Regions from separate parts of the Mus musculus genome. Here region 1 is linked to region 2. Evidence: chromatin loops called from intact Hi-C (ENCODE). Cell type or tissue: heart. All regions are shown on one strand. Links, peaks and the distances in the headings refer to the core of each region. The heading gives the core; the rest is flanking DNA. Region 1 overlaps 4930552P12Rik (RIKEN cDNA 4930552P12 gene). Region 2 overlaps Vti1a (vesicle transport through interaction with t-SNAREs 1A).

Evidence for each region. Hi-C counts contacts between places; a loop is a spot of excess contacts. Peaks named below come from ENCODE experiments on the same cell type or tissue, not always from the same donor. Only the 100,000 strongest peaks of a DNase experiment are listed, where the experiment ranks them.
Region 1: a loop joins it to region 2, with 2.6 times the contacts of the local background. A loop is called at or near these places in 5 of 42 quality-filtered maps.

Annotation. Positions count from the first base shown.
Region 1 is chr19:55,633,602-55,649,530 of GRCm38, reverse strand. 4930552P12Rik (RIKEN cDNA 4930552P12 gene) reads left to right here. Exons shown (of 4, transcript NR_045318.1): 3 at 5,930-6,103; 4 at 6,980-8,942. Among named protein-coding and RNA genes, the nearest start is that of Gm41871, 60 kb to the left of the region's middle. In heart, for the core only: no CTCF peak of the experiment used is centred there; DNase peaks (open chromatin) are centred at 5,380 and 6,020; H3K4me3 peaks cover 911 bases; H3K27ac peaks cover 2,347 bases.
Region 2 is chr19:55,558,717-55,574,645 of GRCm38, reverse strand. The region is part of intron 7 of Vti1a (vesicle transport through interaction with t-SNAREs 1A); the gene reads right to left. Among named protein-coding and RNA genes, the nearest start is that of Gm41871, 130 kb to the left of the region's middle. In heart, for the core only: a CTCF peak has its summit at 7,373; a DNase peak (open chromatin) is centred at 11,255; H3K27ac peaks cover 3,737 bases.

The DNA of each region.
Region 1 (15,929 bases), core at 2,569-10,568, 76 kb before region 2:
CGGAAGAGGAACCGAAGGGAGCTGACTTCCTGAGGTGAAACTTCAGAGTACATTTGGAGCAGAAATACTTACTTGGGTGGTTCCTCCTACTTCAGAAAAGATCAGAATAAAAGTTCCACGGTCAGTGCAGAGTCATGAAAAATGGCGGCTCGAGGCGGCCTGCTCCCGTCTCAGACTGTGCTGCACAGGCGCGGGCCATGCCTGCGTTTCTCAGTTATGAAGCAAGGGACAAAGGGATTTTGGGAAATGGGGAGGAAAGAGATTTACTCATCAATATTGTTCCCCCTTCTCCTCCTTTGTTGGCTTCATAGCATCTAATGACAAGAACCAGGCAGTGATCTCTGTGTTCGAGTTCTACCACAGCGGGAGAGTTAGCTAAGATGAATACCTTGTAGTTCACTGCTTTGAAAGAGAGAGAAAAGGAGAGAAATGGAAAGAGAGAGAAATGGAGAGAAAAGGAGGAAGGGAGGGGTTTACCTGGGTGGGCAGGAATCGAGCAGTACCAAACAGTGTTAACTCAGGAAGGGACTGTAAGTGGCCTCTCTCTCTCTCTCTCTCTCTCTCTCTCTCTCTCTCTCTCTCTCTCTCTCTCTCCCTTAACCTCAATCCAGTTGCATCTCTAGCCCAATGATCTTCCTTTTTGCATATACTCTTGGTCTTTTAAATGTCTTTCTTTATAGATGTTCTATCACTTAATGGTGGCATCGCATAGGTAAGCCCATCAGAAGTTGGCCATATCTTAGGAATGCTCACACAACACGTACCTAACTACACAAATACCCCTATTTGACCACACAACACCCAGCAGGGGCATCTAACCTGCCGCTGTGACATGATGTTCTCACTTGTATAGTAGCTATGAGGAGCTGCAGTCCACCGCAGCCTTCAGTCAGGACCTGACTGCTCAAACTGGCATTGGCATACCCTCATGATCATACGCTGTGATGGTGAATTGTGTGGCCGGTGGGGAGCTGTGGCTGCTGCCACTGTTTAGCACTGTATCATACTCTGTGTTTGTGTGTGGTGGTGGTTTTTCGTTCTTCTGCACATGCTTGGGCTCCAACAATTTTCCTGACTCAGTCTCCCAGGGAGCTGGCTCTACTGGCCCATGTTTCCGTGCCCAGATTTTCTGCTATATATTGCCGCCTTGAGAAAAGACCAAAACTCAAAATTCAAAGTGTATCGTGTTCTCGGCATTGTAAAGCTGTAAGCTTAACACCCCCTGAGTCCTTTCTAAAGAAGCAGAACCTGTTGCTCCCTTCATCCCAGTTGTGTCTTAGGCAACAGCACAGTCCTGGGCTTCTTCCTCCACCTGAGCTCCTTGGGGCTTCTGAGTACCCAGCCTGCAAAGCACGGATCTAACCCAACTCCTAACGTGCCTGTGAGGAAACTGAGACGGGAAAGAAAACACGGAAAGGAAACACGGAATCTCCTCCCTGTTCCGCACCAGCAACTCCAATTCTGGATTCCTTCTGAGGCCAAGGCTTATGGGAGTGATTTCACATGTGACAGTTAAAGTGTACACATTTGTCTCAGGGGCAAAGAGAACAGATGAAAATAACAGCCCCGTAGAAAGCCAGCATAGACAGCCAGAGCAAATCGGTTGCATACCTTAATTCCCCACTTGCAATCCTTACCCACAGCAGGCATTGCTAATCAATCTGAGCACCAATCAATCCTGGCACGTTTTCCCGCTGAGTCTAGATTCAGCCTCAAAACTATCAACACGATTGCTCCAAGGCGCCATCATTAGTTCACCGAGAACTAGTTCTCAAAATGAAGTCTTTGTTCTTCCTGGTTTGGGGCCATTCTCATTGTCTCTCCTTGGCACCAGGGCCGCATGGGTCTACAGTCTGTACCTTAGGAGAGAAGTCTGTCCCAGTGCAGCTTCAATCAGGAGTCCATCTGCCAGGAGCCCTGCCAAGGGAACTTGGAGGTGGATGAAGAGAGTGGCATGGTAGTATGGGCGGAGCTTGATCTCTTAAGAGTGCCTGCTGTGGTGTTTCAGCCTGTGAGGAAGACGGGCTTCATAACCACTGCATTTGCTGGGTCACTATTCACTCAGGATCCATTCACTCACCTCTAGAAGTTGCTGGCTGGAAGTCTGGCCCTCACTCCTTCCATCAGTCATCCACTGCCCTTCCTACCCAGGCACCTAGAATACCTTCCTTTGCATGACCCACTCTCTTCACAGATGTAGACCAGTGAGTGGTACATGGAGAGCAAGAAACAGCCGTGGCAGCGTTCCTAGCCATGAAAGGTGGATTTCCACTATCTTTTCTCATCCCGTCTCTATGTTACTTCAAGTGGTCCATCTCCACGGCAATGCAGACACCAGAGCATCACAGAATTTGGAGTCAGGGAAACCTTTTGTAAAAACATCTTGGCTCTTTCCATTTTATTGATATAACTAACTGAAGCCCAGAGAGGTGTCTGAGACCAATCTGCTCCAGAACTGAGTTTAGAAGCCAGGCCTGATGACTTAGACTAGTTCCTCAGGACCCCAGGGTCTCACGTAGGAGGGTTCCGGAAGTGAGACGGCTGCTTTGGAGATGGTGGGGAGGTGTGTCCATTATCTGGAGCAGGGAGCGATGTGTGCAGTCTCTGGCCTGCCTGAGCCCAGGAGGCCTCTCAACAGCATGAGAGTATGAAGACCACACTGCCCTGGTCCTAACCCTGCAAGGGACACCCCATCACTTCTCCATGTAGAAACAGACCCCTTGTCTTCAACATTTGTTTTTAGACCTAGTTGCTGAGAAAATTGTCACAGAATTAAAATGAATGGTGTCACCATCTTATCGAAGGCGTTCCACAGAGTTGAGGCCGTATGCTGTCGTGTATCCACTCAGAGTCCCAGCGACAAGCTACTGATGCAAAAGAGACTCACAGAAAAGGGTACAGGAGACCACAAGAGTACCAGGGAAGGAGGAGAAGCAAGTTTGCAAGCTTGATGCGGCCGGGCTGCTGCTGTACCTGGGGCCTGACTCATGCATGCTGTCCCATTGCTGGATGCTGAGCTTCTGGGAAGGTCATCTCCAACTTACCTTCCCAAGGGTCTGGTCTCCTAAGAGCCAGGTGACTTTTATGGTTCTTGTGCTCAGCTCGCCACTTGGGAGTCCAATTTTCTTGAAGAGGTGAAGAGAAGGCAAGGGGGTCTCTCAGTAAGAAGAGAGAGGGATACAATCCTACTAAGTACAGATTAGCTGCTAAGGGATCCGGGGAGCTAGTAGATCCATGGTGCTCTGTAGAAATGATGAGGACCAACCAGCAAACACAAACAAGCTGTATTTATCCTGAGCTGGCTGGAACAGGCAGTCACCACCCGCTGTGTTCAGCAGAGATTCAAAGGCAGGAGAAAGCTTTGCTCTGGAGTTTCAGGTGTGCCCTGACCAGATGCCACTGGCCATGGGAGCCATGGGACAGCTAGCTTTAAGTAGCACCCATGGGATTGGGTATGCATGCACCGGTTGTCCTAACTTGGAAGTATTGACAGAAACCTGGATAACTGTGAGTGATTAATGAAGGTGTGGGTACGTGGTGCTCATTGACACAGAGGGTCTGTCTGACTTCCTGGGTTGTCGCTAGAGATGGCTATCCGGCCTCCTGAGGGTCCCATTTCTTAGGCTGCTCATCTTAGATAAAGGGTTCTTGGCATTTTAAGTATTTCAACTCAGTTTTGCTTTGAACAGGAAATGTGTGCTGGAGGTTGTCTATTCTACTATGAAGAAGGTCCTTTGGTCCCTGAGACTCCCTGGTAGCCATCAAATGACTATAGGTCCTTTCCCAGGTCCTTTCTGGGTGCCAGGTCCCCATGTGCTGCCTGCCTGCCTTGGGAGTAGAAGGGGAGGCTTGGACTTCTTGGCAGGGGTGGATGTGGGTGTGTTTTCACCTCAGGCCCGAGGGTGAGTCTGTCCCCTTAAGGGTAGCTAGCCAGAGCGAACAGCTTCAACTGTGCCACCGGGTGGTTTAGAGGTATGGTTAGCAAATGTCTTAGCATCTCTGAGGCAAGACTTTACAGTTGTAGTGAGTCCTAGGATCCTGACCTTAATTTCCCAGAGAACAGGGCACAGGGGTTGGATTCAGACTTCCGGCCCTGACTCCCCGTCCTCCACCAGCCACAGGCGATCCTCCCTTCCCTCCCAACCTCCAGCCTCAGGCAGCTGCACTCTATCAGGATGCAATCTAAATGCAGTCTTAAAGACCTTGAAGGTGGGCCAATGGTGAGTTCAAGGCCAACCTGGGCTCCCGTCGTGATCCCCTGCTTTTGAAAAGAGGAAGGAGTGGGGAGATAGCTCAGCCAATAAAGCAAGAGGACTTGAGTATTGTAACCCCAAGCAAGAACTGACATAAAAAAGCCAAGCACGGCGGTCCACTTGTATTCCTGAGATGGCGGATCCCTGGGCTTGGTGGCAGGCAGCAAGCCTAGCTGAACTGTCGATTCCAGGTCAGTGAGAGATCTTGTCTCAAAAATCCAGGTAGAGGCTGGGGAGATGGCTCAGCCATTAAGAGCGCTGTTGCTCTTGCAGAGGATCCCAGATTCAGGTTCTAGCCCCCACACAGTACTTCACAACTATCCAGAACTTCAGTTGTAAGGGATCTTCTCACCCCCGCGGGTACCAGGCACACAGGCAAACCACTCAATCACAAAAAATAAGATAAACACACCTAAAACCCAAAACAAGGCAGAAGGTAGTTCAAAAGACAGCATTCATCTCTGACCTCCACAAACACAGGTATACTTATGTACCTGTACACACGTGAACACACACGTGTATGTGCAACACTCACACAAATACCAACTGCAAATATTTGCAGAGTTCGAAATTCCCCAAATTTTACTCGAGCATTATCTGTGGCTGGGAATTATCTACACATCCCCAAGGACGAAGCTGAGACAATCCTGGTTGCTCTGTGTCCCCAATACTCAGAAACTGCCTCCTGGCAAGCCATGCCGACTGCAGCTTTCCAAGACAAGGCCTCCCACTTTGCACACCAGCAAACTGAGGCTCAGAGCGAAAAGTCACTGAAGTGCTCCGTGTCAGGTGGCTGAAGCAGGACCAGAAGCCCAGACTGGTGAGGTAAAGGCGCCCCCAGCTAGCCTAGCTGTGATTCTGATTCATATGAGAAGAGCCCACTCATCCTGCCAGGGAACCAGGCAGATGGGGAACAGCACTCAAACGGGTCCTGAATGAGACAAAGTGGAGGTGTCACCCTTGTCTGTGGACCTCCCCTCCTTCCCAGGTTCCTGATGTCTTCCCTCCGGTAGCAGCTTTTCTGGAAGTGTTATTCACCTGGAGAGCCGACCCTGAGAATATTTGGAGTCAAGGAGTTACATGAGCATGCTGGCGTCCACACATCAGCCTGATGCCACGGGTCCCCTGCCAGCTTTGAGGTCCCATCTTTCCAGAGTCAACTGCATTCCGTGGGAGGATTGGGGGGGGGTGCACGTATGGGGGAGGGGGTGCGCGTGCGCGCATGGCCCTTTTTGTTTTGTTTTACTTGGGTTCGGTTCTGGAGATGGGAGTCAGGCCCAAAGGCTTGCACCAGCAGGCTTTTTACTGATGGAGCGGGCTCCTCAACCTTGGCGTTCCATTTTGCAGTAGAAACCTGACCCTGTTCTCAGTTAAGAGATGAAGACACAGAGGCATACCCACTGCCTGATTCCAATCTTGAAGCTTGTGCTTATGTCACCAACTGAGAAGGGACATACTGTCACAGCAGGGAGCTGAGAGTATGGGGGTGGGAGGGGAGCGCAGCCGAAGTTCCATTGTATCACAGCGGGGCGGGGGGGAGGGGGGGCGTGAGGCACGAGACCGATACTGGGACTCCCGAGATAGCCTTTCTATTCTTGGTTCTGCAATGAGCTTGCTGTGTGCCCTTGGGCAGATCAGTTCCTCTCTCTAACGCCCAGTTTCCTCATTTTCTACAGCCAAATGCAGAATCTTAATGGCTTTCCCTTTCGGTTCGACAAGCCCAGAGCTCTAGCCTGGGTGCGGGCTGTGTGTGAAGAAATAGGAGTCTTGGTTTCGTTTTGTAACCTGGGCCCCTCCAGTGCCTACCAGCTGGGGCTGGGAACAGGACCAACATTCATTGACAAATGAAGGTGAGTTTCAGAGAGGCAGCCTGGGCTGTCACAAAACTCTGACAGAAGAAGTGCAGTGCTGGGGAAACCCCAGGCTTCTGTAAGCCAAGGCTCTGATTGGTGCACAGCGTTTGCTCTTCCTTCAGACCAAGGCCTCCAGCCAGTTCCCAAGCCATTAGCTGCTGGTTTTGATCAATGGCAATAGCATAAACAACAAATAAGTCCATTCGCTGGCAATTTCAGTCATTTGTGGCATTTAATTAGCATAATTGACCCAAACTGGAACTTTTCCTTCCACCTGAATTTAAAAATACATCCCCACTAACCCTCAGTACATCTGAGAAAAATTTCTTCTTCTTTTTTTTTAATGAGGCTTTAACTAAAGCCCAATATCAAAACACTATATAATACTTTTATCTCATCGAAGACATTTGATGCTTATTAAAATATTACTGCTTTAAGGCTTATTTTTTTTTTTTTTTTTTTTTTTTGCCCAAGAGTGTGTGCAGAGCCTCACTCCTCAGATAATAACAAAGAAATCTTAAACATGAAAAACACACATGAAAGGTAATATGTTCCCCGTTAGTCTCAGTATCATTTCCCCAGGATTTATTACTTTCCAAATATAGCATTAGCTTAAAACTAAAAGGCCGTTTACAGTAATGGGACACTTGGTACTACTTTGGAGCATGTGGGCTCTCCCAGGGCCTTGTACAACGGCTTCATTAAGCGGGGAACTGTGGGGGAGAACGGCTGGGTTAAAAAAAAAAAAAAAGAATCCCAGCATGTCTCCTCCAAGGCCCCCCAGATAGGCCACCTACCCTGACCCAAGGCCCGTGTCTAACAAGCTCTTAATTCCGCTTTCAGAACTGCTCTTTCACGCGTTGTTTCTTCCAGAGATGAAAACATTTTCGAAGCTGACAGGCCATCAATTGGGTGCCACCCGGGAAGAGAAGCCATGGTCTGCAGCTCTGCTTCCTGGCCCCACCACCAGGAGAATATGGGACTGCCAGCCACACCCAATGGGCCGCCCTAGGTTTGGGAGGTCTCTTTTTATCCTGAGAGAAGGCTTGGGAGCAGTTACGAAAGCGACGAGCCTACCGGCTTGGACACGGAGCAGCGATTGCTTGGCTTGTTGGGTATGGCTGAGGCCTGTATACAGTTGGATGACCTAAGTTATGGAAGGACAGAGTAGTCATGTACACAGAAGGGCCCTCTTGAGTGGCAGCTAGGGCCACTGTAATTTTGTCCCATGGGGTAGCCTGGGTCAAGCTCTCACTGGAAACTGCCAGTCAGCCGAGGGACCCTGAGGAGACTCACATTATCTGTTTGCTGTTTAGGTCCAGCAGTGAAGGCCCCTACTGATTTGGGGAACCAGCCTCCTGGCGCTTCCTAAATGCCCTGTTTTGAGAAGTTCCACAGAGTGAGGGTGTAAGTGTCTGGCCTGAAGGGAGAGACATGCTCCCCCTGGGTTCCAATCCCCATCATACCTTAGCTGTCAGCAGGGAGGGGAGGTTCCAGAGGCTACAGGAGGCTGTAGCAGAGAAACAAAGGCTTACATTACTACTCCAGGTTTGCTGTTCTCCCCGGAGGCAGATGGCACTGTGTGTTGGGTGGGGATCACTTCACCAGGCCTGCCTTTGCCCCAAGGGGCAGTTTCTTGGATAGGATAGGGATAGTGTCATTAAGCCCATTTGAGGAAGCAAGCAACCAACCGTTACCAGCTTTGGACTTCACTGACCATGTTCAGTTACTGTTGGACACTCTTTTCCTTCAGGCACAAATGGGTAATTTCTCATGTTCCTGCCTCTGTGACTGGGGCCAAGCAGGCATGTCTCCTTTGTTCAGTTCACTGCTCCCACCTCTGGAATCGTCCCTGCTGTCCAGGTTCTCTGGCCAGGTGTCACATGGCTTTACTCTGTCGGCAGTCCTCATGAGATCGATGACTCCTGGCGATCCACGTGTGAATGACTTGTAGGAAGGGCGCCGGAGTGAGCTGAGGTTGACAGAGAGCCACCTGCAGAGGCTCCAGCAGCTATGTGAGTGTATGGCTGGACAGTGTCACTTGTGAGATGCTCACAGTCCTGTGGTGTCAACTAGATCAAAGTCTCTCATAAGATAGAAGATGGAATCTGCCCTTGGTCACAACGCTTGATTCAGAACCCTGGCTTTTTATAGGGCTACTCTTTCCTCCGGTGATGAAGGTTAACATCCTGGAACATCCATGGCACAGATGCGGGCTAAGTCCTCTACCCTAGAAGATCTACAGTGCAGCCCTGGGCAGGATTCCTCCAAGGCTCACACAGTTTAAATGTTTCAGACTGGGATCATTGCAAAAGGAATTTTTCGCCTACAGAAGAGAGAGGCAAGGAAGGAAAGCTATGCCCAAGGTCTAGAAACAGGGCAGTAGCCCTGAGTTTGGAAAGCCGCTCCCACCTGGTCCAACTCTCTCTTAGCTCAACCAGTTGTCCGTGTGAAGATTAGGTTGCTGGTTTTGGCTTTTTTTTTTTTTTCCTTTTTTCTTTTTTGTCAACTTGATACAAGCTAAGAAGAAAGGCAATGGCCCCTGAGAACATGACTCCGTCAGATTGGCTTGTAGGCAAGTTCACAGGGGAGGGGGGGTCAGTTCCTTGATTAATGATCTATATGGAAGGCGCCCGAACCATTGTTGAGTGGTGCCACCCTGGGCAGATGGCCCCGGACTGTCTAAGAAAGCAGGCTCATCAAGCCACAACAAACTAGCCAGTGAGCCCCGTAAACAGAATTCTTCTGCAGTTCTTGCTCCAGTTCCTGCCTCGAGTTCCTGCCTTGGCTTCCCTGACTGATGGACTCTCAGCCAAATAAACACTCTGCTATGATAATAGCTCTTGGTCATGATATTATCACAGCAGTAAAAAGCGAGTGACTAAAGTGAGGCCCAGGGGATTATGGGAGCCTGTGAACTGGAATTGGAGAGCCCTAGAGGAGGCGAAACAGCTTGGGGGAGGGGGGGGCGGGCAGTGGGAGGAGCAGAAGCAGTTTCCGGGAAACAGTGGGAGGAGCCTGCAGGGGAGGAGCCTGTAGGGGACCAAGGAGACTGCAAACTTAACTGGCAAAAGTAGACAGCATCCCCAAGCCCTTTGACCACGGATGAGAGCTTTCGATGATTCATTGTGGAAGAGAGTTCTGAGGAGGTAAGAGAGCCAGGCTCAGTGACCTGTGTTTGCTAGGAGCATAGGGAGAAAGTGGTGGCTTCCTGACACATGTGTGTCAGCGCTGGCATAAAGTGTGCATAAAGGACAGTAACGTGTTACCTCTGCTACCCTTGCCACGCCTGGACACTCTTGCTCACGCAGACTCACCTGGTGTTGATACCGTAGACTCTGGGATCTGTTCTCTGGGACCCATCGACTGTCAAGGCATCATTGACACTGAGAAGGGAGGACTGGCCTGGCTCCATCACCATGGGGCCAGACCAGACACAGCAGAATGGCAAAGGTCCACAGGTCCTCTGAGGAGGAGACTCTAGTCTCTGTCATTTCAAAGAGCCCCTCTGTACAGGACTGAAGACGCTACACTCTCCTTAAGTCATGCTAATTCCAACTGTGTACGAATAAGGATATCAAGGGAGCGTGACCATGCCGGATGGGAGCAGAGGTTCCACAGACAGTGTAGGTCAAGGCATAAGATAGTAAAACCCAGAGGCGATGACTTTAGATGGCAACATGGGCTTTGAAATATTCGTAAGGTGGTTAGGGTGGGTAGGTGGCCGTGGTGGGTATGCACAAGGCTGAAGGAGCTCAGATGGAACAGGAGGCCCTAAATCTAGATCCCACCAGGACCCTTTCTAGCCCGGCCAGCCTTGAACCAAGGGTCTTGGGCAGCCGGTGGCAGGATCAGTCTTCCCAGATTTACACAGGATGTCCTCCTCCACACTTCTGTGGACTCTGGTCTACCAGTGTGAAGGCCTTGCTGTTTTTTGCACGTGCCCTACATCAAATATACCCCCTCCTCACCAGGGAGAAAAGCCCAGCCACTGCGTTGTAGGCTCAGGGGACATTTGATTGTCTAGAAGACATCAAACAGCCCAGGTCTCCCTTGTAAAAGTTTTACAAGAAAATCATTGAAGATCGGCTGAGCAGGCTTCTGCTGCTCCTCCTTAGACTCCAGCGCTGAGCTGATGGCTGCATCTCCACACTCTAGTGCTGGCCTGCAAGAGCGTGCAGAGGCAGGAACCTTAGCCCCTGGATCGTTAGGATTGCAGACCACGGCTGTGGGATCTAGTGAGTTGGACATATTTTATTTAACCAGCTTAGTAAAAGGTAATATTCAGCAGCTGTGATCTATAGCAGAATTACAATTTTCAGGTCAAGGAGGGATTTTGATATTAGGAGGTTGGGCAGAATCGCTATGAAATCTCATGAGCTGTCTTTAAAAATAAATGAGAAAATAGGTTATCCAAGAGTCATTGTAAGGGGAAAATCAATAGGCGGTGTCTATTCACTTGGGCTATCAAAATCCTTGAAATTTGAACAAAAGTTTCACGTTTAGTGTACTGGAGGTTTTGAAATCCGGAGCTCCGCGGTGTTGCACATCCAAATGAGGCTGGCCCTTGTGAAGCCTCGGCCCCCACTTAAGATGGGGGAGGCTCTCCATAACCGAACAAACAAACGAACCTGTAGAGAAAGACTCCTGTAGAGGACTCCTCACCCTCCGCTGCAGGCTGCTCCCTGCATTTGCCAGAAAAGCACCCAAGGCCAGCGCAGCAGTGCAGAGTGCCAGGTGCCCCCGCCCAGCCCCGCCTCTTGCCCCCACACAGTCCACCGCCCACATCTTGGATGGGGACAACCTCCCCGTGGTGACATCTTACCTGCTTTTAGGCTGTCTGAAACGACAGAAGTTTCTACCATCCAACCGTTCTTGCATGCATGCGTCCGTCTGTCTATCCCTCCCTCCCACTACGTGCCATGCTCAACCAGGAAACAAAAAATGGAGAAATAAAGCAGGCTCTGGGAAGGAAGTAATAGCACCAGAGAGATAGAGAGATGGCTCTCCGTGAGCCAGGGAGGGAGGGCTCAGATGCTGTCACTCATCCCGGACCCACAGCACAGGTATGATTTAGCTGAACTCCAAGACAGGGAATTTCCACGTAGCTGGTGGGTTCCCTCTCTAGCTTTGAGACCTGGGGAAGGCAGAGGTAATATTTCTTCACCATCCCTTGTCCACACTGGTCATTTAGCATGAAAAGGTAACTTTAAAGCATTCTTAGAATGAATATACATTTTAAAAGATTTACTTAGTGTGTGTGTGTGTGTGTGTGTGTGTGTGAATGAGTGTGAGTCAGTGTATAAATGTGTGAGTATATGAGTGTGCATGAGTGTATATGTGTGTGTATGAGAGAAAGAAAGAGAGAGGGTGAAGGGGGAGGAAAGAGAGAGAGGGAGGGAGGGAAGAAGGAAGGGAGACAAAGAGACAGAGAGAGGGGGGAAGGGCAGAAGAGTGCAACCTAGCCTCTGGACTGGGAGTTACAGAGGCTTGTAAGTTTCCCAGCATGCCGGGTCCTGAATTCTAGTCTTTTGAAGGACTGGTATATTTTCTTAACTGCCGAGCCATTTTTAGCCTCCAGAAAGAATATGTTGTAATAGATAGATTTTAGTGCGGGCACTTGAGCCTTGAGCTTGGCACATGTCCTGTCACTGCCAGCCCTTGGTTCTGTGAGATGGTCTCCTGTGTAGATCACGCTGGCCTTCTCTCTGCTTGTCTCTGACTCTGACCGAAGGCACCTCCCTTGCCTGTCCCAAGAGTTCCAACAGTTTCCTCCTATAAAGTCCTTTCCTTCATGAGACAGGCTCTCTCAGGCTGGCCTTGTTCTCAAGATCCCCCTGCCTCAGCCGCCTCAGTGTGGGGATTATAAGAGTATGCAGTGTTCTTGAAATATTTTAGCCCCTCCACCCACTATGATAAATCTGCATAGAAAAAAACCCAAACCAAAAACCCAAAACATTGCTAAACAACAATAAAAGACAGTATTTATATGCTATGTTACAGACCCACACGTTTATATTTACCCATGTCAGTCTCTTACATGTTTGAAGGTGGGTGCCAGTGGGTACCTAACGGCATCTTCCTGTCTTTCTCCCATTTGAGTGCAACTGTCTCTGAGGCTCAGTGGGAAGATGAGTTGATTACCCAGGCTCTCCATGGCAGGAAGGAGCGATCAGAGTCAGGTCTGCCATCTCTCTGATAAGTTGATGGAAAATAAAATTTAAATCTAAGTATATATATATGTATATATATATATGTATATATATATATGGATGTTTTGACTCAAACATCTATACATACACAATATATTATATATATATGTATTATATAAGTATATATACACATATATAATATATGTGTATATATATTGTATATGTATAGATATTTTTATATATAAATGAATATATATATATATATTTTTTTTTTTGAGACAGGGTATCAGGTAGCTCTGGCTGTCCTGAAACTCTCTCTGTAGACCAGGCTGGCCTTGAATTTGGAAATCCTCCTATCTCTGCTTTCTGAGTGCAGGGATTAGAGGTGTGCACCACCATGCCCAGCTATAAATAAAAACTTGAATTAAAAGCAGAAAAATTCTTACCTAGGATAAGGCACAAAACTTGTTGTGAGTCCAGAGATATTGAAAGCCTATACAACATGGGGGGCCTTGTGTCATGAGATCAAAAAGAGGGCTGGGGGGACAGGGCTGGGGGTATAGGGCTGCAGGGTTAGGGCTGGGGGTTATAGGGCTGGGGGTATAGGGCTGGGGGGTTAGGGCTGGGGGGACAGGGCTGGGGGACAGGGCTGGGGGATTAGGGCTGGGGGGATAGGGCTTGGGGGGACAGGGCTGGGGGGACAGGGACGTTGGTAAAATGCTTAGCTTGCAAACATGAGGCTTGGAATTAGCTGTGAGACAGAGACAGGCAGATCCCAGGAGCTCACTAGACCAGCTAGGCTAGTATAGTTACTGAGCTCCAGCCTAACGAGAGACTCAGTGGCTGGGACCTGAGAACCAACAGCTGAGTTGGCTTCCTCCAGTCCACACAGCTGTACCCCAGGCAGACAACACACAGATGAAAACAAGGTACCAGGTGTTGCCATCTTTAAAAAGTGACAGTGTACAGAATGCTGAGAACAGGTTTATACCTACCTTCCCACTAGGGAAAAAAAATGCAAAAGAAACAGCAAACCGTGGGATTATACATTTTACTTTCTTTACTTTCTTCCTTTTCTTTCTTTCTTTCTTTCTTTCTTCCTTTCTTTCTTTCTTTCTTTCTTTCTTTCTTTCTTTCTTTCTTTCTTTCTTTCTTTCTTTCTTTCTTTCTTTCTTTCTTTCTTTTAGCTCATCCAATGATACAAGTTAGTTCAGGAAACAACCATCGAAAGTGTATTACTTATACCAATAACAGGCAGAACCACATTTCTAAGAGAGCCAATAAAAATAAATGCTGAGATAAATTACTTTGTGGAATACAGCAAATACAGATTTATTAATAAACCACCGCTCTGTAAATATTAGAGATAAGATGTGAAGGTTCTGGGGAAAGAGGTACTGTGGAGCTGGGAGTCTTTGGGACTCGGGACTAATTCCTGAGTGAGATGTTAAAACGGCTGTGCATTAATAAGCACAGGCCAGTCTACCTCCCCTCCCCCACCCGCTTGGTTTCCGTGTGATTTCTCCCCCATCCCGAGACAGGCTCTGAGCGCTGCTCCTGACACCCCAGCCTAAGCGATGCAGATAATGTAATCGTAGCATCATTAGGAACCATGAAATTGCAATTCCTCGGGGAAGGAGCGCTATCGCTCTGTTACACAAGAAGAGCGATTAATTAGCGGATCTCGGTTTAACGGACTATGTACTACATGGGTTCTAAACCCACTCTGGAGTGGTTTTCAGGCCTAATGAATTACCATCAGGAAAGATGAGCTGCAGCCAGAAGACATCAGTCAAAAAGCAATACAGGAAATCCTCCAAACCCACCCAGTGCTAACCGGAGAGAACTATCATCCAGGAAACTCGGGAGAAACCAAACAGTTGTTAACTAATTTCTCCATGGCCTGAGGATGACAGTGCTGAATGGTCGATTGCTCCACATCGCTAGTTTGGAACCTGGAAGACACCCCCACCTCCTTGTGCTGGACTTTGGATTGAGCTCAGCATCCCAAGCCTGAACTCTAGCTGCTAGGTCAAGGCTGGTGCTCTGCCAGTTAGGGTCTCAGCTTTTGGGCCAGATGAACTTTTACTGCTGTTGGACTCCAAATTGCATCTTTGGTACTTAAAGTCTCCATGGGGTGTGTGTGTGTGTGTGGGTTCCCAGTTCCAGGATGTGACATTGGAGGAGAAGGCCTGAGCAGTCAGTGATAGTCGGACCTTCAAGAGGAGTCATCCCAGATCTCCTTTGAGGAAGAACTTGTTTTTAAGGCCTGCTGGGCCACAGGGTGAGAGCCTGTCTCAAAATGCCAAATAACCCCCAGACTACAAAACAAAAGAAGCCAAAGAGAGAGCAAAGTCCAATCAGGCCAAGCAACAAAACAAAACTGGGATTCCAAGGCACACCACTGCAGGTATCTTCTTTTCTTCTTCTTCTTCTTCTTCTTCTTCTTCTTCTTCTTCTTCTTCTTCTTCTTCTTCTTCTTCTCCTTCTCCTTCTCCTTCTCCTTCTCCTTCTCCTTCTCCTTCTCCTTCTCCTTCTCCTTCTCCTTCTCCTTCTCCTCCTCCTCCTCCTCCTCCTCCTCCTCCTCCTCCTCCTCCTCCTCCTCCTCCTCCTCCTCCTTCTCTTCTTCCTCCTCTTCCTCTTCCCCTTCCTCTTCTTCCCTCTTTCTTTTTCCTCTCCTCCCCCTTCTTCCTTCTTCCTTTCTCTTCCTCCTTCTCTTCTCATTTATTTTTATTGTATGAGCATTGGCATTTTGCCTGCCTGTATATCTGCGTGAGAGTGTCAAATCTTGGAGTTACAGAAAGTTGTGAGCGGCCATGTGGGTACTGGGGATTGAATCCAGGACTCCTGACTTCTGACCATCTATCTTCACAGCCCCTCGATGGCGTCTAAATCTTTCAATCCCCCTGCTTGTTGTTTCCTTTGTTGAAACAGGGTTTCTCTGTTTCAAAACTCATGATCATCCTTCATGCAGGGACTTGGAGGTGACACCACTAACCCAAACAGCCTCTTGCTAGGTCTTATCCATACTCATATGCTTAAGGGGCCAAGACTTTTTGAGGGGCAAGTTCAATGTGCATCAGTTTTTCTGATAGGAAAATAGATACACAAGAGAGAAATTCATGCATCTGGCTGGTCTGGCTACATAATTTGGGAGACCCGGGGCAAAATGAAAATGTGGGACTCCTTATTAATAAAAGCAGGCATAACCTGGAGAGATAGCTCAGGGGTTAAGAGAACATACTGCTTTTGCAAGGGACTTCCCATTTTGTCGGTGGCTCCCAACTGACTGTAACTTCAGCTCTGAGGTAAGGTGGGGTGGGGTGGGGGACCCAACACCTTCACACACATGCACACCTATATGCACACAGACCCATACACATACTCACAATTAAAAATAGAAATTTAAAAGGCAGACATTTCCAGCTTGTCGCAGTGCCTTTAAGTTGGCAATGTTATCTGTCCAAATTCAATTTATTATCATGCTTCCCACCATTCACCTGTATATTATATGACCCCAGATTCAGCTGGAAACTGCGATATTTAATGTGTACATGGAGTCATCCAAGCTATACACTACTTTTCATGGCTTGTCTCAGCAGGGCACTGCACTGGCCTGAAGAGACTGTTGGACTCAGGGTGAAGAGAAGAGAGGCCCCTTGTGCTTTGAA
Region 2 (15,929 bases), core at 3,511-11,510:
GGGAGTTTTGTGTGCCACATGGTTGTTCCTCCCTATCCACTGAGGGCCACAACATGTCAGCAAAGAAGACAAGGACTCCAACTGCCTCACAAGCGATTTAGAAGAAAACGTTCTGCAGACCTGTGGAATGGTGAGACGTCTGTGTGTCTGCAAGGCCGTTACCGCAGGCACAGGACTAACTGACCTGCCCTACTGACTTCCCTTACCACACATCAGTATCTTTCTTACCCTGCTTTAACGTGCTTTTTAATACTCGCAAGGTGTACACCTTACTGCCACATAAAAAAACTTGCCTAATGCTATTAAAGGCTTTGCCTAACAATTGCAATCATACTATTAAATGTAATTAATGGAATGAGTAAGCTGCTGTTTCCCTAGTTCAGCCTTGGTGGATCTTGGGCAGAGCATCTACAAGTATCCCATGCATTCCAATGGGGAGGGATATGTGCTGGTAGTTCTTAAAGCCACAATCTATGGACAAAGGCTTTCTGAGAAACCATTCTGTACCAAGGGTCAGACTTTCTTCTGGTGGAGCAGTTGAGCAGAACACCTGGGGTCACCCCAGGGAGGCAGCAATGGGCAGAAGGAAGTGGCTGATGGGCTACTGTCAGAAAGAAGTGTGAAGAGCCCACGCCCCTCAACAGACCATGGCCCACAGCCTGCCTTCATCTTCAAGTGTGGGCTGCACTGCTGAGTTTACTTCTTCCTTCCCAGCCTGCCTTTGGTGGACATCATGAGCATCTTCAACCAGAGACCATACTTTCGAGATCAGGAGTGTGATACTTCCTGTGTCCCACATAGAGTAAAAAGCAATTCCCCTGCAGAGGCGCTTGTTAGGACTAGCTCTTCACCTGCTTGGGACTGGGCCCTCTCACTGGGCAAAATTTGTTTTTTCAATTTGCCTTCCAGGGAGGTCAAACAGAAATGTAGACGAATGAGCTTTGTTTGGCTTTTCTGTTATTTCTGAAAAGCTTGAACTAGATACTTGGACAAGATAGGCCACGTACAGTTTGGTTCAGTCAAAGCCCTCTCTACTTCTGGCTGTGTGACATCTGGCTAGCCTTGTCCCTACAGGTTCCTATGTCCCTCTACTTCTGCAGGCATCTGGCTTGTCATCTAGAAACAAAGGTACCCTCTGCAGGATCTTTTCATAGTTAATTATTAGGCTCTGCCATTCCTATTAGCTGATAGCAGGGAGTTATGAGTACCTACTGTGTGCCTGACAACAGTAGATGTGGGTTCTCAGTGATGACTGCGGGCACCCTCTGCTTCTAGAAGCTAATTTTCTGTCTACACTCAAGCACATCTGTGTTCCAGCTGAAGAAATCCAATCCATATTCTCAGCAAATCCCTCCCCAGCTCCTCAACAGAAGGCGTCTACGGCACTAATTCTCCCTCGAACAACAAACATTTTCTACTAAACTCTAGCTGAAGTGCTGACATTCACGTACAGAGCCGTGCAACCTCCAACACCAGATTTACAGTTTTCCTCAGACAATGGGGGCAGAGCCAAGCATCCAGGAGGTAACAGCAAAGAAGAGAGCAGGAAGTGAGCGAGCAGGGATTCATGTATTTAAAAACCTACCCTTAGAGAGGGGAAAGCCAACTGGGAAATTTTCATTCTCTTCTTGGATGTGTATGCAAGCAAACCCACGTGACACATGTGTCTATGGAAACCCTCGCTATCTCAAAGATAGCAAGGAGCTTCAGGCCATTGCTCCATGCAACAGCAGTGCCTATCCTTCATCCCTTTGCACAATATCTAATTACAGGGGTGCTGATAAAATTAAGCATTCCTAAGCACAAATTAAGGCCATTCTACAGGAGCCTCCATGTGCACACTTGGCCAGACTTCATTAACAACCAAACAACTACGGATGACTTGGCTGGGTCTTGGGGGAACGAGAGGTCGTGTTTCCTAAGCTGGAATTCTCCTGAACCTTGGGTTGGGGCTGGCAAAGAACCTTTGGTGAAGGGAGCGGTCCCCTTAGTTTCTCTCCAACCATGCTGTAAAGTGGAATTCTCAACTCATCGCTCCCTTGGGCTGTTGCTCGAGGCGTGCATGTAAAAGCCAGTCTATTCCTTGCAAGTCAAAGCCCCAGAAGCTGGTCAGAGTAGAGGCTAAGCTGCTTTTGGTGAGGAGAATGAATGTGTTACCAGTGCAGTTGGTGCGCTCGCCCTCCCCCCCCACCCCACCCCCCCGCCTCCGCCCCTCTCTCTCCACTAGCTGGAAAGGAGTGGTTTTGCTCCTGTTTTAATAGTTTTACTACACACTTATGAATCTACAAGTGTGCCATCCCGTATGTGCGCAACGCTGAGTGGTCTTGAATTGGCGGTAGCTTTAGGCTGTGCCTATTTACTTTTGGTATACAGTATTCTAGCGGGTGAGCCTTCCTTCGCAGCTGGTGAATATTTACTTCTGAGTTCTTGTTTTTCTAGTGTTGCTGAGAATGGCCTGGTGTCCAGCCTCTTGTCAGTACCTCACAGGGGTTTTTCTTGAGGTCTGCAGAACACATTGCAGCTGAAGCTTATGAGTATTGGTACCCAGGTCCCTCACTTCCTAATGTATTTTTGTTTGTTCAAAAGCGTCGTGTTTGGGGAGCATGCCTGTGAGGCAGGCTTTGTGCAGTCTCCACCACCTGGTTCCTTAAATGTCTTCTCCCTTGACTATGTTCTCAGCTCTGAGGTACAGATACACCCACAGAGTGAAGCAGAGACAACACAAACCCTCCAGTAAGCTGTCCAGGAACCCAGGGTCATCCCCCAGCTTGCATCTCTCCCATGGCTTCCACACATTCCCGTCAAGGGCTAAGCACTGCTCAGTGCATGCAGGTGGGTTCAGGTGGCCCCTGCCAGGTGATGGCTTCACTTGCAATCCTGATGAGACAATGGTTAGAAGAGAGACACTCTTAGCAGAAACTGACTGCAAACCCTGATGTGAACTATGCATTCCTTTCAGCAGTAAGCTGAGTCAGCACTGTATATCAAGAGGGGAAACTACCAACTTACGGCGCGGCCTGCCCCTAGGCTGGAGGCTCCCTGGATCGGATGGGTGTATTAAGTACATTTTGATTTGTGATATTTTCACATTACGAAGGGCCTCAGTTGAGGAGCATTTGCACGGTGGAATGTGGTGTGCGAGTTTTGACAGGCTTGGCCTGCTCCATCTTCAACTTCTCTTTTCAAGGAATGCAGCTTTTCTGAGTCATGTGACTACAGAGCAAAATGTGTTGGTGAGAAGCTGTGGAGGTGGCAGCACCTGGTGGCCCTTGTGACAAATCTGCAGACAGGCCCGTGGACCTCTGCCTGTGTGTCTGCCTAAGAGTTCCTTGCTTGCTTCCTACACGACTTAGAACTGGATCAGAAGTGCCACACTGTTCTCGGGCCATCAATTAGTAGTATTTAGTTTAAAAAAAATAAAGCCAGGCAGACTTATACCACCAGAAAATGAGTCAACTTTGGCCATTTTATGCAACAGTCAAGACTGGTCTTTGTAGTAATTGGGTCACACGGAAGTTGAGTGAGTTAACTCTAACTCCAAGGCTAGGGATATATTTAAAGCACATAAGATAAAAGCATTTCCTAAAATATATTCCCCTGGCAGAGACAGACTGATATCAACAGTTCAGTTTTTCCACCCCTCTCCAAGTGCATTTACTTCACCAAGGTGCCTCAGAAGAAGCAGGCGTCCTTTGTGGGTGATGTCCCTGTGCACCGTCACCCAGGCTACTTGTTCTCAGGACAAGAAACAAAGCTTAGTGAGCAGTGAGAGCGTCCCTGCGTCTCTGCCATGGACCATGAGTTTGAAGAAATCCAGGTTGGCTCAGGGAACACACACACACACGCTAACCAGCACTCCTGTAAGTGAGTGAGTCACCCACTGTACAAATGAAACAGAACTGATGGAAAGAGCTTTTATTGCCCTCCACTGAGAAACTAACCACCTGAGACAAAAGGGCTCAGCCTCTCTGGCAGCCAGTCTTCTCCAAGCAAAGTTCTCATGCAACCCTGAAGGGAATTACTGGATGACTAAGCTACACGGTGCATGCGGATGTGCCATGGGAAGGACCTGTGTGGGTGATGTTGCCCCAAGGCAGACATGTCAGCTGTCTGCAGTGGAAGGGTACTTTGGAAGAGATCCTAGCATAGAGTCTACCTCAGTTAGCCTGGTGGCCTTCAATAAGTCCCTTGTTCTTCTTTGGCCTCAGTTTCTCAACATATGAAATGAGGCACGGGGGCATGTTATTCTCCTTAGGTCCCCTCTTGTTGTCTTGGCCTATCACATCCTCTACATAGGAAGGTATTGGTTCAGGGAAACTGCAGTCTGGGTACTGGAGAGCCACTGTGCCTGCATTTCCTAGGAGCTTCTCAAAGAGCAGCCTGGTGAAACGGTGAGGTCGACGGACACCACACAGGGGGTCCTGTGCGCCTGTGTAGGTGGCAGTGCCTGAGCTCAGCTACTCCGTAGGAACCCAGGTTCTCATGTACTCTTTTTTTGAAGCACTTCCTCTCAGCTAACCCAGGCCTCTAAGGAGGAACAAAGAACAATCAGGCCCAACCCAAGGCTGCCGTGACCGATATTTATTTTGATCCCTGACTAATAGTCTCTAGTTTTATTCTAGGTGTCACAAGAGAAAAGGAGAACAAGGCAACTACAGCTAGCAAAGTTTCTGTGGTAAATGACAAAGCAGCGGCCCTCGGGGCCCCGCACACAAGGTGAGGACCGTCCGAGAGTGTTTCTGAGCATTTTCCTTTCAGGGGAGCTTTGGAGGCCAGGAAGCATCCCAGGAAGGAGGCTGGAGGAGGACGCGGACGGACTTCTCTGTATTAGTGAGTCAAGTGCAGACTGTCTGTCTTGATTCAAGCTTGGACTCGGCCCCTTGGTGGCTCTGTGGTCAGGCAGCCCAGATGGCCATGAAACTCTCCGACTGTTCAGATATAAAATGAAATAGCACCAGAGGGGTCGTGTGTGTGGGGGGGGGGGGGTCAAAGGAGATAAGCAATGTAAACGTGTTGTCGCAGGGACTCAGTCTTGCTAAGAATGGGACTATTATGATTAATGCATTTTTATCATGCAACCTTCTATTTCAGGACTATGAGAAAGTGACCCCTTGGTTTCTTTAGTAGGAAAGTCGAGCACAGCCGAGGTCAGAGCCATCACTCATGAGAGCAGTGACTGCTGACTTTCTGAATTTTCCTTTCCCCAGGACACTTTTCCATTATAAAATGAGAAGCCAAGTCACACTTGCTCCGTGACTGTTGGCTGGGAGGTGAGGGTTGGGCTTATCAGTTCACACTCTGTAGTGTGAAAAATCCCTTTCCTATCACGGCTCTGCCACTTCCCTTATCCTGTCTTTCTTGGGGAACAAGGGGGCTTGCAAGATGCTTTACCTCCTGTTTGGTAAACACGCTTGTTCTGAGTGAGACAGTTCCGCCCGTGTGTGCAGCAGGGGCTTGCAGACATGGAGGGCTTATCAGACAGAAAGCCATTCTTCTGCAGGTGACAATGTACTGAAAGCAGAACCTGGCTGGCCAGCCCCATCTTGTGAGGAGCGTCCCACCATTTCCAAACCATGACTCTTAGCCAGTCTAGAATAAAACTAGGAGGTTTTTACTGTATTTTCTGGATGTTGGGGACAGACAGAGGCCTATGCCCAACTGTAGGTTCTCCCCCATTCTTTTTCATTACCTCTGGTGGGTGGTGGGCTAGAAGGGAGGTTAAAGTGTATAAGAACCATCATTAAAAGTAGGATTTGAAAAAAAATTAAAGTTATACTCTGGCACTATGTTCATTTGCTTATATATTTTTGTAAACCTTGTGAAAATAAGATCTATCAGCTGCAAGGTCTTAATATGTTGACCCCTCCCACCACCCTACCGCCGCCGCTGCCGCCACCCCAACCCTCCATGAAGTCTCTGCTTTATGTTGTTAGGATTGTTGTGTCTGTTGTGGTCTTCCTGGGAACCCGGGTAAGGGGAAATGAAGGTAGGGTAGTCAGTTTTGGATACAGTGGGAATCCTGGTATGCATAGCTTTTGGGAAAACACTGCTAGCCATCTTGGGTTGGAAGTGGTTACCCACTGTGATGTCTGGCACAGCTGGAAAGCAGGCACCGGACCTATGTGGGGAGAGCAGGAAGAGCAAGTGCTTGAGGCAGCCACGAGGAGGTCTGTGACTAAAACCCTGGCTCCGTGCTTAGCAATGGAAAGGAAGGCCAAGAAGTCTCACCTGATGGCAAAACCATAGCAATTCCCACTTGACAGCATCAGGTACCCCACGGTCCGAAAGCATTAAATGGAAGATCCCAGAAATAAACAACCTGTGAGCTTTAAATACTATGATAATGTAATGTTTAAGTGTCTGTTTAATACTATGATAGTGTGTGTAATGTTGTAACTGTTTAAATACTATGATAATGTAATGTTGTAACTGTCTGTTTAAATACTATGCTAGTGTAATGTTGTAACTGTTTTTTTTTTTTTAATCATGCTGCTTACCTACTGTGTCTGGTTTATAAATTAAGCTTTTATCATAGGATCATAGGAAAGAAGTAGAGAGCACACAGGGTTTGGTTCCACTGGGACCTTGGGCCATAGCCCCTGATGGCCTCTGGAGACTCTTGTACTATCTGGGAATGCAATGTGAAAGAAGCTGTAGAAATGCTCTGGTGGGTGGCATGCCAGAGGAAAAAGGGAAACATTACCCTTTCCTAGTCATAAACAGATCACAAAATAGTTATATGAAAACAATAGCCAGAACTATGTAGTTAAAACAGAGAAAAACAACAGTATGTATCTATCAGTTAATAAAACCATGTAGCTTTCTGGAAGTCCTGGTATTTGTGACACCTATCTCTCCATAGTACTTTATCTCTTGACCTAAACAAACAGTAAGTTCTACAACTGAGTTTGAACTTAACCTTTTTCGGGGACCCCAACATTTCCAGTGTCAGGTTTACAGGACTCAGGTCTGTCCCTGGAAAGCTCAGGTTTCTTCAGGGAGAAGCGAGGCTGCTTACACTTACACAGAGAATACACAAAGTGCCACGTGGCTCCTCCTTGTTGCTGGGTTACAGGAAGATTCCTGTAGGGGATGGGGCTAGTAGACAGGTGTATATATTGGAAGTACAGTCACACAGACAGGAACTGGCTTTGAAAGGCACAGTGGGCAAGAATACAGGACAGTCATAAGGCAGAGGCAGGAGCAGGAAGCAGGACAAGGAGAGTGGTGGGGTTGTAAGGACAGAGATGAACACAAGAGCCCTGGGCTCCCCCCCTCCCCCCCAGGGCTGCTGCTCAAACAACTGAAACTGAGAACTTGGGTAGGCATGGAGTGCTCACTTCACCTGCACACATCTAGGGGGCGCTGGTGAGCCCAGAAAGAAGGGAAGGGAGAGAACCACGTCAGTGATGGATGGTTCCGACTTCAGGAGGAGCCATCCTCAAGTCCAGAGCCAGCCAGAGAGTGAAATGCTACAGACCCGAGGGAACTAATGAAATCAAGAGAAACCATTATTGCATGCCTCACTGCTGGGGAGCAGTAAACATTTCAGGCGGGTGAGTTAGTGAATGAAGATGGTTTGTGAGGGCTCTGCAGTGTTTCAGGCTGAGGTGCACAGTTAGCCTCTGAGCCCTGACAGTGAGCTGCTTTCCCAGAGAGCTCAAGGCTTGTCATGCTGTAGACCTGGAGAGCATAAACGGTATCCCAATTCATTTTCCAATTGCTTAACTCACTCAGGAAGACATGTGCAGATAGATCCCAGCTAAATCAACAGTGTTGGCAAATCTCTTTTTGCTTATCAAATCAGGATATATCAGGCTTGGGAAAGGTGCTCAGTGTATACATTTACAAATAAACAGCTGTTTTTTGAAATAGCAGATAAACAGTTTGTTTTACTACCCAAGGGTACATTTCCTGTTCATTTATAATAAGTGTGGTAACTCCTCCTTATGTACAAGCAAGCAGCATGACTCTAAAACAAAAAGTACCTCCAATGACATTCTCTAGAGTACCTACGGATATAACATCTTGGAAAACACTCGCAGCACAGAAATGCTCCCTGGAAAGTTTCTCCACCTTACTTTGGAAGAAAAACGAAAAGTTGGTTTGTGTGCTCGTGTGCGTGTGTGCATATGCGCATGTGCACGGGTGTTTAAATGGACTGGAGAGCCGTAAGAAGCACTGGAGCTAAACCTACTTGTCATTTGCTGCAAACCGTTTAGCAGCCGCACTCCTGGAACAGCTCAAGCCATTTTCAGAACACATTTCCAACACACCATGTAGGATGAGGAGACACTTTGGGGCTGGCTATCCCGAGTGAATCCAGCCATCTCAACCCCTCCCAGTGACTCCCATAATCTGACCTGGCTGACAGGGTTAGACATCCAGGGTTGCATATCAGGCTGTTTACTCAACACATGTCACATCTAAAATAGGGATTGCTTTGGCTTAAAAAGCAAGCCATTTATAAATGTGCATTTATAAGGGCAAAGGTCAAGGCAACTGTGCAAACCACTTGTCAACATATTTAGAGGAAATTGTGTAATCAACTTAACATACCAGTTAGCCTTTACCTGCGAGGTCAAGCTCAGAGACCCTGTATGTCACCACAGCCAGCCAATTAATCACTCTGCAGGAAATTCCACGTTTTTCTTTAGATTAAGCTATAGAAAGTGGAGTGTGGGCTGAGACTGGAGAGGATTTCCTATCTGTCTTTATTTCCTGACTAGCCTGATGCTTCACTATTTTTTTTTAATGTGTCTGATACAGAATTTAAAACAGGCTCAAAATTATGTATTTTGATAAGCATTGCTCATGGGTGTGTTACCACACAAAGGTAAATGAAGCTATTTGATGGCTGGGTGCCCGATTACTGCTGTAGATTCCAACAAGACAGACAAGTGTTGACATTGTCAGACGACAGATCATTCCAGAGAAAGAAGAAAGGAGAAGAGATAAGCTGCTAAACTTAAAACCTGTTCCTTCCTCTTCCATGTCGCCACAAAGTTCAGTTATGTGAGTTTTGAAGATACTCCTGTTTTAGGTTCAATTTAAAACATTTTTTTTCTTTCCAATAAAAATTTTTTTTGCCTGAAAATGTCATTATTTTGCTTTTCAACAGTGCTATGGAGGTATAATTCATCAACCATGCAACCCTTCATCCACTTACGGCTTAAAATTCAAAAGGCCCTAGTGCATTTGCTCAGTTTTACAAGCAGCGCCACAGCCTAGCTTAGAACATTTTCATCACTGCAGATAGAAATCCCAAGGGCTGGGGTGTCGTTGCCCATGTGTGTGGCTCAGGTTTGGTTCCCAGTAACGCCACGGTGAAGAGCACGTGTCTACCTTCAGTTCTGAAGCGTTCCGCGGCAGGTAGCCAGTAAGCTGCTCTGCTCTGTAGATCTGCCTGTTGTAGGTATTTCTGATGGATGGTTCATGCAGCACGGGGACTTTGGTGTCTGTCTTATTTCATCAAGAACATTTCCAAGGTCCATTCGTCCTGGATCAGCTCTCCATTCTTTGTTACAGATATGTAACTTGCCACATCTGTCTATTCAACAGCTGATGGACATTTTCTGTATTATGCATACTGATGCTATGACTATTCATATACACATTTTGTTGTTGTTGTTGTTGTTTTTTGTTTTTTGTTTGTGGGGACAAATATTTTTCTTTGTCTTAGATACAGATGCCAGGCATGAGAACACTGGGTTCTGTAGCAATTCCCGGTTTTGTATTCATTTCCCCAAGCGATGATTGCGATTGGCATTCTTTTCTATCTCTGTGTGTCCTGGGTGGGTGTAGGGTGAGAGGGAAACTCTGGGTGTCCACCCTCGCCTTCCAGTTTGTTTGAGACCAGGCTTCCTCTTGTTCAGTGCTCACACTACAGGCTAGCTGGCTCTGCAGCTTTGGGGGGGACTGTCTTGTCCCGTCTCCCATGTGTCACAGGGGTGGGTTCTGAGACTGCAGACGTGAGCTGTAAGATCAGATTTTACGTGGGTACACGGGGTTCAAACTCAGGTCCTCACGATTGCTCAGCAAGCCCTTTACCCACTGAGCTGTCTCCTCCATGTTCGTTCTGCTCACCAGTCACTGAGAGGGTTCTAGGAAGTTGCTAGTAAGTCCTTACCAAGCCTGGGGTCACTGGAGTCTTATCTTGAATGCACAGTCTTCTGAATTTCTAGATATTTAAAAAAAAAAAATGGAGCCTGAAAGCTGTATAAGTTTGTCACTGTTTAGTATTTTCTCTGTATGACTGACTTTAAGGAGAACAAACTTGGTCTTAATTAAAAAAAAAAAAAAACTTAAACAAGGATTAATTTTCCTTCTGAGGAGCCATTTGGAAGTCCTGTGCCAAGTAGCTTCTGTGTTCCTGTCTCCATTCTCTGGGGGACTGACCCTCCGACGAGAAAGACAACCCCTCTCTGTGGACATCCCCACAGTTAACTCCACACACATCTGGATGGCGGTTCAATGGTCTACTGTTGTTCAGACAATCTGTAATCACACATTCTGTGTGTCAACTAACAAGCCAGGGTGTGTGGTTTCTCGGTATTCCATAGCATGCAGCACGCACAATTTACAAATAAAACAAAAGCCCACAGCAGAGACAATGGCACATTATTCCCCGAGTAACTGAGCGAGAAGAGTGTCTCTGTTGAGGCAGAAGACTCTGCTTGTTATTTTGACGGTCAATGAAAAGAGGCTCGGAAAACCGCATTTCATCTGCTAAGCCTCGTAGCGAGGGAGCCCTCTCTGTGGCATTGAAGAATCTAGGGCCATATGTTTCCTTAAGCTGAGCTTGAAGCAGAGATGGTGTAGCCAAAAGTCTGAACCACAGATGACAAAATTCAAGAGCCTCGTATGCCTGAAGGGCTGGAGCGCCGAGGCCAGTGGGAAGATAGCCGGCCACCTTTTCTCTCTTGGCTTCAGCTCGGAAGGTGGAGGGACGGAAAAGCAGAGTGAAAATTCCTCCTTCCCCCATGGCTGCTTAACAATTTTGGAAACAAAGAGTTTGATAAGGCCAGAGGAAGTGAAGCTGAGCTTGTCCCGAGAAAAAGGGGCTGAGGACAGGTTCTCTGCACGTGTGACTGCTGAGTTCCTAGAAAAGCGGGACAAGGTGACAGGCGGTCTGTGTTGGAGCAGTCACCACGGGAGGGTGAGGTGTCAGGAAAGGTAACCAGGGCCCAGCGACATGACATTTCACCAGCCTTGTCTAGCTGGCAGCACAGTCACTGCCGACCCCGAGGGCCACACGCATGGCAGGGCATCTGGGACCTGCTCCAGGCCAGCTCAGGCCTTGGAATGGCTCGTTCAAATGGGCCACGGCTGAATTCTGGAAAATTCGAGGTCCAGATAACACAGCATGTCCTGGGGTTCCCCAGGCTGTCCTTGCTGGCTCGCTGCCACAGCACAAAACTGTCTTTCCAGCCTTGCTGGGAACGTAAGGCAGGCCTGCGCTCAGTCCAAGGCAAACAGAGTTCTGTCATACTGTAAATGCAACAGTCTTGTAGGAAAATAACCATTAAGACCCGGGGTGGTAGTGTGAGGAGGAAGCTGTCTCTGCACACAGAAGGGAGAAACGGTCTGCTTCCCCTCAGCTCTGTTCTTGCTTTCTCCACCCTACTGCGTGCACGCGAGTGTGCACTTATGTCTCTCCACCCTACTGCGTGCATGCGAGTGTGTACTTATGTCTCTCCTCTCCCTTAGTCTTCCCTTTGCTTTTGAGGCAGGGTTTCATGTAGCTCAGGCTAGCTTCAATTCACTGTGTCTGGAGGATGGCTCCTGACTCTCCTGCCTCTATCTGCTGAGTCTCAGGGTTGTGGGTCTGCACTACCTGCCCTGGCAATTTTGCAATTCCTTGGGCATTCCATCCTGCGCCAAGCACTGTTCTCAGACCTGAAGATAAAAAGGAAAGAAGAAACAACCCCCTGTCCTCCAGGCTCACAGTTTTGGAGGGCAGCCAAGTCAGCATGGAACGTTCTAGAACACAGACTGGCAAATGGGGTATGGAGGAGAGTGGGGAGGTACTGAGGCAAGAATGGCGGTTTTGCATGAGGTCTGGTGAAAGGAGTGGGCTCCACCCCGAGCGAGGGCACGATCCCGGCTCAGATAGTCAGCAGAGTCCCACACTTGGCCTGTTCTTTGTCAGAAAGACTATAATCCTGTCTAACAAGAACCCAGGAGACGAACAGACTCCCATTTCACTCTCCATTCTCAGGCTGACAAGGATAAGAACTGGATTAGGTGCAGTAACAATAAGGTGTCATTAGCCAGAGAAAACACGACTCCTGGACCTGCACGAACTTGCTGGACATGCACTGCCATGTTAGGAGCTGTCTACATGGTCAGATCTCCACTCGAGCTCCGGTTTCTCACCCAAACCCACTGGAAGACACAAAGTCTATGGCTCGGGTAGCAAACCACCCGTGACAGAAAAAGCAGAAGGTATTACGAGGAAAGTCACGCAGCCATGGCAGATTATCCACTTAGAAATATATTTTTGATCTCCAGAAGTGTGTCCTGAAAGGGAAGGTGGCCTCAGCCAGCTACAATTTGCCAAGATCACTGCAGGCCTCAGTGACCTGACCCGACAGCGGCCTCCTCGCGCATGGGGTGCGCTTGTTCTATTTCTGAGGAAGTGCTTCATTGCCTCACAGAGGCCTTGCCTTCAGATCACAGGGCTGGATTGAGACCTTCAGTGCCATCTCTGCCACCCCCTGGAAACACAGGCCCCTTCCCCACAGGGTACCTAAAATACTACAGACCCTATCTAAGGCTTCCCAGGGAACAGTCTGCACACAAAAAAGGCCTTTAAAAGTTTAGCCTGGTTATTGTGCTAGGACACGTGTCATCTTCACCATCTTCTGAACGGTAACGAATCTCATGGGAATCTCCAAGTATTTAGTGAGTGTTCTGCCTGCTTCATCACTGCAGACTCAGAGTGTGGGGACGAAAAGGGAGCATGATGTCATCTGGAGCCACGGTACGCTTGGTGCCTGCCTCCCTCTGAAAGCATCCATGTGAGTTCGTCCAACACCTACCTGCTTTCTAGCTGGGGCGGTTTTGTCAGCAAGGAGGCATCTCACTGTAAGCCCCAATGTGTGTCAGGTAATCTCAAGTCGCTAGCTCCTACTCAAGCTTTTGGGAGTTACAAGCGTGTGTGTGTGTGTGTGTGTGTGTGTGTGTGTGTGTGTGTGATCGATTTCCCACAGAGCAACCTTTGTGAGGTTGAAGAGAACTCATTGCTCACCTCTCTCTTGGATGCACTGAGTATGTATAGATCTCCCCAGCTCTGCACCTTGGGGCAGTGGTGGGCTTCTATCAGAAGATACAGCTATGACCCGATGCCTTTTCCAGGCTTTGGAGTTTGGCTCTAGCTCTGCTGCCTGCCTCACACGACACAAGTTTATTCCTTCTATTTACTCCCTCACCCGTCAAACTGTCTCCCCACCCAACATGTATTCAAATCTAGTATACCGGGTACGGTACCATTGTGGGGAATAGGGTTCGAGGGGGAGGCCAAGATTTTTGGCAACATGTTTGTTTATATGACTTATACCCCAGCCACAGGAACTCAGAACTCTTAAAAAAGCTATACAAAGTCAGAGAAGGAGACAAATGTTAGTAAGAGAGATGGGGAAAGGCTTCCTCCAGAGGGGCATTAAAGTGAAAACTGAACGGAAAGAAAAAGATATCCACATCTTTGCAGTTTTCAGTACATGTATGTTAAGCAGGATCACCCCCAAAATAAAGCCATGGGTAAATTCTGTCTCCCACTTGTGGCACTCAAAGCCGCTCCTTGACCCTGTTTTCTGTGGCCTGTGAGCAGGGTGCTTTTCGCCAGGATTTCAACTAAGGAAGGTCTGGTAGTGCTCAGAGTGCCATAGGAAAGCCAAGGGCCACAGGGACAGAATATTAATCTCAGCTCAGTTGAGTAGGGGAAGAGCAGAGTATTTAAACGGGAAGCCAGCTCAGACTCCACGAACAGGCATTGTGTGTCTGACCAATTAAACTTTCTCTCATTTTTAACAGCTTTGTTTATGAAGCCCACATTGAAAATTAAATGTTTATGATGATTTTGGGGGAGGTGAGGTCCAGGGCTTGGCACAGCATTGATTAATAACTTGTGGACGGCTGGTGTGAGGAAGCTGGCTTTGAGTTCACTGTAAACGATACATTGGTAGAGAGTTCAGCTATTTGTAGGCTCGAGGCTTGCCAATTTGTAATTAGTTACAGATTTTCAATTTTGTCTCTGCAAGAAAAATAGTTTTATTTGCATTGTTTACTTGGCATTTAATTTAAGAGGAATGCAACTGATTGTTTTTAAAGACGTGGATTTGGAGGGTTGGGAACAATGAACAGCGGCGTTTGCACGTGGCCTGTGCATCTACATTGTGTGCAGTAGAGCAAGTGCACAGAGCCTGGCCGGGACTCAATCAACCTATTGCGCAACCTCAAAATGGCCCCTGGACAATTTGTCGGTTTAAAAAAAAAAAGATTTCTGGCAACTGAGTATAAAACTCTTGAGATCTGTAAGAAACAGAATGGGGGTTGGGTTGCAATAAAGTTACATTTTCTAATTGAACCTGGTAAACCACCGTGGTAACTTAAATTCAACAAATGACCAAAGTAATTAGGACTTTGAATGTTAGTCCTTGTTACTGTACCTCCTATCTGGGACTCGGGCTCCTTACTGGCCATAGCTTTTTCTTTGGAGAAGGGAATTTAAATCCTGCGAGTAATTATTGATTGAAGAGCTACACACTAGTTGTTGCTACTAGAGACATGAAGATGGGGAAGCGAGATCTGGTGGGCAATGGGAAGAGACTTATAAAGATTCCCAACTACAGACTGTCACAGGCTATTCAGATGCGATGCTAACTTAGACACTGGGGCTAAAGAGAAGAGCTCTTTCTGACAGGCAGATCAGGAGGAAGGTGAAGTGTGGCAGCTGCTGGGGCTGAGAGGATTCTTGCAGGAAGACCGTTGATTGCCGAGGAGGACGCAGGCTGCACAAAGAGATGCAGGAGCAAGTGAGCCTTAGGTGTCAGAGACCTGCGAGCAGCCCGGGGTGGCTGGACCAGAGCTTATCAGAGGAGTCACTGACACCGAGGAGCGGAGGGAGGGCCACGTTGTGGAGAGTTGATTTGCGAGGCCACAGTAAGGACTGCGGTGTCCATTCTGAAGGACGGAGGAGGGAACTGAGCAGGGCAGCGACTCTGTTAGATGTCTTTGCTTGAGAAAGACCAGCTTGAGAATGACCAGTATCAGAAAAGGGCAGCAGTAGGCAGTATAATGTCATCAATATAGTGCACCAATGTGATATTTTGTGGAAGATCCAAACGATCAAGATCCCTTCTAACTACTGAACAATTGTTGGGAATTGGGCTGCCGACTGTAAGTCATCAATAAATTCCTTTACTATCTAGAGACTATCCATAAGTTCTGTGACTCTAGAGAACCCTGACTAATACAGAAGTTGGTACCAGGAGTGGTTCTAGAGTAACAGAAGTACAAGGATGAATCTTTTAAAATACTGGAATTGGCTTGTTGATCCACCAGCACTTTCAACTATTGAAACCTCTCCAGATTCTCTTCCTCCTGGGAGCTCAGAGAATTTTGAAGACCCATGGTTGAAACTATATTCCAAACTTAAAGAAGCTAATGACCTTGATTTTCTTAATGAATTAGGTGATTCAGTGCACAAAGCTTTCTACAAGATGGGGAAAAAATCGGAAAATGATTTTACTGGCTGGCTGCTCTTAGTATCTGTGGAAAAAATGATGAATGAAAGGAAGGAGTTGTGTGATAAAATCGAAAGTCTCCAGACACAAGTAAACGATCTAAAAGTTGCTAAGTGTGTCCTTGAGGAGAATCTTCTCTCTTGTAGCAATAGAGCTCAAGTTGCAGAAAATCAAACAGAAACT